Regions from separate parts of the Homo sapiens genome. Here region 1 is linked to region 2. A link is a loop called in an ENCODE intact Hi-C map of the cell type or tissue named here. Cell type or tissue: heart left ventricle. All regions are shown on one strand. Region 1 has its middle 5.9 kb from the start of MIR135A1. Region 2 overlaps DNAH1 (dynein axonemal heavy chain 1).

Region 1 (2,500 bases), 85 kb after region 2:
CATGCCCCTTCCGAGCAGATCAGCACAGACCAGCTGGTCAGGTGGACTCCATCCCTGCCCTGTCCTCACGGAGCTGTAGGGAGAGTCCCAAAGGCAGGTGGTGGGGCTGGGGCCTCCAACAGCTGGGTCCTCTCATATCACTTAGGGCCCAACAGCACACAGTCTCCCAAGTGTGCCAGGTGCCACAGCACGGCCATCCCGCTCTCCCAGCTCCACCCCGCCTGCCTGCCTGCCACCATCTCCACAAACATATGCTGCAGCTCCACACCCGGGAAACACCACATGCTCGCTTTGGTGGGCAATGGCTCCCTCCCCGCTTGCTCACTTGCTTCCCAGGACCCCAGGCCCAGCACAGCCCCCTACCCCACCTCAAGCCCTGGGCTGGCCCAATTCCTAAGGTGGCCTTGGTCAGTCCCCAGATCTCAAGCTCCCAGTAGGTGACATCTGCTCATTCCTTGCCTGTCCCAGGCCTTCATTCATTCCACATAATGTGGTCTGGGATCCCGTGGGCTGGCTCCAGAGACAGAGACAGATAGGAAGCAATCCTTTCAAATGTCTGCAACTTACTCAAATGAGTAAGAAAGAAAATATGTATGTCTATACACACACACACACACACACACACACACACACACACACACACACAGAGCAAACGGAGCACAATATTCACAGTAGTTGAACATATCCCCAAAAGAGCACGTGTGTCTTTTGTACTATCACTATTCTGGCAACTTTTCTGTAAGTTTGAAATCATTTATAAATAAAAAATAAAGAAGAATAAGGAAAGAAAGAAGGAAGGAAGGTCCTTTCCCTTCTCCGAGCTCTAGGCTATAAGAAGAGACAGCTGGACAAGTGGCAGCCAAGTCACTGTACCCCTGCTGGGTGGGGCCAGGAGGGATTCCCTGAGGTGGTGATAACGGCTTGGGGAGGCAGGGTCTAAGGGGCACACACCTCTGACCCTTGTATGGAGGGTGGCACTCAGGGGCTGACTCTCTGGGAGTCTCCCTGTCACAGCTTTAGGCAAGCCCTCGCTCCCTCCCCTTCTCCTACTCTCCAAATAACGTGCTCTGGGAGTCTGAGATAAGAAAGGGAACTTCCCTTGGTCACAAGGTGTGGGAGGGTGGCTGGAACTTCTGTGCCTTTGAGTGTAAGAGGAGGCTGAACTGGCCCGGGGGCTGTGCCTGGTGGGGTGAGAGGGTTGGGACGGCCCTGCTCAAGGCCATCCTGTCCTCCCTCCCAGTGAACGAACGCTCACACAGACTCACCGAGCTGACTTCCCCAGGCAGTGCCCTTGCCTGTCACAGCAGCACTTGGCAGCAGGAGGGCAGCAGCAGGGAAGTGGCTCATTATTTCATCCTTCATTAGCTCGGCATTAGGCAGCCTGAGAATTGTGGGGTGTGGAGTGGGAGCCTCTGGTTCGGCGGTCTTGCAGCTCCGTGCCCACCCCTTGCAGCCTCCTTCCCCCCACCCGCTCTCTCTCCCCTGCTTCCCTACCTCTTTGATCCCCACTTCTCTCCTCCCTCCCTGTGCTCCCTACCCTGCCCTCCTCCCTGGGATGGAGGCAGGGCACACACTCTCCCTAAGAGGGGGCTTCCCCTACCCAGTTCTCAGTCACAGGATAGGCCCCATCAACCATCCCCTTCCCGAAAAGACAGTGACACCAGCATCCTCATGTGTGGTCAATCATGGTGTGTGTCCCGGTTGTTCTGAGCCCTCAAAGAATGACTGGGACCCCTGCCTGGCCTCACAGCCCATGTCCTCTCCTCTCCACCTCAGGCCGCCACTTCAGAGCCTGGACCGCCCCAGAGTGTATCTGCCCCCCACCCCCACTCCAGGAAGCTCTGGCTGGGATGCTCAGGGCTGGGGCACCCAGGGGTCAGCAGAAGCCGATTCCTCCATTCAGATGCCGTTGTTTCTTTTCACGTCTTTGTTGCCTTGCCACTGGCCGCAGTCCTCCCAGCCAGCCCACCAGCCCAGCCCCTTACCCAACGGCTGGCAGGTTCCCCTCCCTGCCAGTCCCCTTCATGCATGGCCTTCTGCCATTCAAGTCCTACTGGTCTCCCCTGAGTCCAGAGCCTGGCATGGGACGGGGTGGGGCCCCTCTGCCCAGCTCAGCCATCAGCCACCAGCCCCCTGCAACCTGCCTTTCACCCTGCTCCTCTCCTGCCCACGCCCCTCACTTGCCCTCTACCTCCTCACCCTGTCCCTGCTCTCCCGCCCCTCTAACAGTCTCCCCACTCTCAGTCTGGCCCCTCACCTCCCCTGCCCCCTCCCCATTTCCTCTCCCCTCCTCTACTGGCCCTTTAGTCCCTGGGTGTCAGGCTTTATCTCTCGGTGGGCGGCAGGCTCGTTGTTCTCCCCTCCCCTCTCCTCTTCTCTCTCATCCTCTCCCTTCTCTTCCCCCTCCAGCCTCCACTCCTTCGCCCGCTCACTCACCCTCTCCCTCTCCCGCTGCCCCCCCTTTCTCCCCCACCTCTTTGTTTCAGCTGAGAACCAGCTC
Region 2 (2,500 bases):
CAGAGGGAAGGCTTGAGGACAGAGGCATATGAGAGGGAATGCCAGGAGATGCCCTGCTGCCCACCTCGGTCACATCGTTCTTGTTGAGGTTGCGCAGGCTGGCCAGAGCCGCATCCAGGGCTGGCAACGCCTCGTCCAGGTCCTTCTGGGCATCGTCAGCAATAGCTTGTGCCTTCTTGGCCTTCTCATTGGCTTTGATCTCCTCTGTCTGCACTGAATTCCGGGTCTCCTCGGCGATGGCCGTATCCACCTGGGGATGGGAGACATAGGGATGTCCTCCCCCCTTTTCTCTTCTCTGCATCTTAGTCTCCCCAGATGGAAGGAGAGTTGGGGTGCCCTGTTCTCCAAGGGCCCTCCAGCTGTGACAGGCCAGAGAGGTCTGGGAATACCAGGAGCCCCTTCCACCTCCTGAGTGCTCACCATGGGCCTGGCGTGTGGCTTGGGGCCTTACAAGTTTGGATGTAAGTGCCCCACAGGCAGGGCCCCCTAAGCCTGCAGGCACCTTCATGCAAGACAGAGAAAGACCCTCCTCCTGCCTTTCTTCTAGCTTCTTTCTATCTACTGGGAAGTTTTGCAATGCACTGACTTTGCCGAGCAGGACACTTGACTATTCCTTCCAGAAAGCTGTCATAAGGAATACACAAACTGCAAGGTCTGCCATGAGGATCGGGCCCTCCAACATGGGGCCCTGTGCTGGGCAGACTCCGGGTTGTGGTTATTGGAATCGTTCAGATTCCTCTGCCTTGCTCCTCACCGACCCCCTGCCCAGTGCAGTGCCTGGCATAGAAGAGCTACTGGGCAAACATTCCATGACAAAATGGATGGCTACTGATTGAGGAAGCTGGGGCACACGGAGGCCAGATGACTTGCAGTGGCCAGGCAGCTAGCGAGCCTGCGCCTGTGTGGGGGTGCCGAGCTTCCTCAGAGTCAGGCATTGGGGAGGGGCTCGGGAGCACCCCAACCTTGATCTGCTCCATGGTGAGCATGGTGTCCTTGGCAGCCTCCTCCAGCAGGGGGTGCATACTCTCCAGGTCCTCCTGCATCTTGGCTACATCCTCAGAAGTGCGCAGCAGCTAGGGGTCAGGGCAGAGACAGGAAAACAGGTGTGGCAGGGACAGAGAGAGCACAGGGCCTGCTGGGCCGCCCTCATTCATGAGAGAGAAGCTGTGGCCGGCAGCTTCGGTGGCCCCCACATTGCCCAGCCGACCCCAGAGGAAGGGCATCAGTCCCCCAAATATCTGTGGGGTGCCACGCTTTGGCCTGGCCCTTGACTGGCAACTTTTGTTCTTTTGATGAGGGGGGAAGCCACCCACTTCAACGTCGTGGGCTGCAGTTTGAAAGGCGGAGCATGGTGTCACCCTGGAGTCAGGGCTGAGTGAGCAGGCAGCCTGCAGGCAGCTGACCTTGTCCACGGGGACTCGCCTGGGCCCACCTTGTCGAGGCCGCTCTTCATGCGGTTCTTGGCAGTTTTCAGCTCCAGTTTCTTCTGCCCGATGAGGATGGAGAAAATATGAAGCAGCTCCAAGTAGCTCTTGGGGGTCACATAGTTGTGGCGGGTCAGCTCTGCCAGGTACTCGATGCACTTCTTGGACACCGACTGGTGGATGTACACACAGACCTGGATCTGGGGGAGGAAGACCATGGATGCCGGCCTGGTAGAGGCCCCAGGAAAGACAGGGACTGGGTGCCCACAGCCACTGCAACCTGGGCCGAGGAGGGGGCCACAGCAGGAACCTCCATGCCTCTCACATTCACTCTATGAGCCTCACGACCTCCAGGTCGAGGTCACCTTTTGTGCAGATGAAAAACCCCAGGCCCAGGGAAGTCCAGGGGTTAGTTCAAGTTCACATAGCTGTCAAGGGCTGGGCTGGCTTTGAACTTGGACCTAGCTGTCTCCCAGCTCTTGGCCCAGTGGTCTTTTCACAGCCCCCATGACCTGCCTCTCTCTGAGAGCCCTGAGGTGGTTCCCCCTCAGAGGCTGGATCTAGGGGGAGACAGGGCCCAAGGCCTCAGCACAGCTGGTAGGGAAATGTTGGGACTGTCACCGTCTCAGGCTGGACCAGGCAAATCTACACCCCCATCTGTGATCTCTGGAGTTCTATCAGGGGGTTCTTGGAAGAAAGCACCATGGGGCCCTCAGGGAATAAGGGAAGCAGTACCCGTGCAGCTGTGTGCGCAGCACCCTAGTCACTGTGATGACCTGTGGCTCTGCGCATTTACAGATGAGGAAATGGAGGCTTAGACAGGAAACACAGCCTGACCAAAAGCTTACCCTCGGTGGTGGGCCTGGGAATCTCACCCAGACCTTGGTGACCCTGAGCCCATGCCCCAAGCTAAACAGGTCTCCCCAAGGGCCTGAGCTTCAGCAAGACACCCACCAGTCCTTGGATTTCTTCCTGGGAGGATTCCAGTTCTGGGATCTCATTGAGGAACACGGTGGCCACAGACTTCAGGGCTTCTGCCGGCCACTCGTTAAACCAGTCGATGGTACAGCAGTTGA

Evidence for each region. Hi-C counts contacts between places; a loop is a spot of excess contacts. Peaks named below come from ENCODE experiments on the same cell type or tissue, not always from the same donor. Only the 100,000 strongest peaks of a DNase experiment are listed, where the experiment ranks them.
Region 1: a loop joins it to region 2, with 2.0 times the contacts of the local background. A loop is called at or near these places in 11 of 110 quality-filtered maps.

The regions. Positions count from the first base shown.
Region 1 is chr3:52,298,911-52,301,410 of GRCh38, reverse strand. No RefSeq gene overlaps it. Among named protein-coding and RNA genes, the nearest start is that of MIR135A1, 5.9 kb to the right of the region's middle. RefSeq lists enhancers at 720-1,589, 1,590-2,460. In heart left ventricle, a CTCF peak has its summit at 1,316; a DNase peak (open chromatin) is centred at 1,260; H3K27ac peaks cover 870 bases.
Region 2 is chr3:52,383,910-52,386,409 of GRCh38, reverse strand. It overlaps DNAH1 (dynein axonemal heavy chain 1), which reads right to left. Exons shown (of 78, transcript NM_015512.5): 52 at 2,379-2,500; 53 at 1,433-1,624; 54 at 963-1,073; 55 at 65-250. Among named protein-coding and RNA genes, the nearest start is that of BAP1, 25 kb to the left of the region's middle. In heart left ventricle, a CTCF peak has its summit at 1,008 (motif pointing right); no DNase peak of the experiment used is centred here.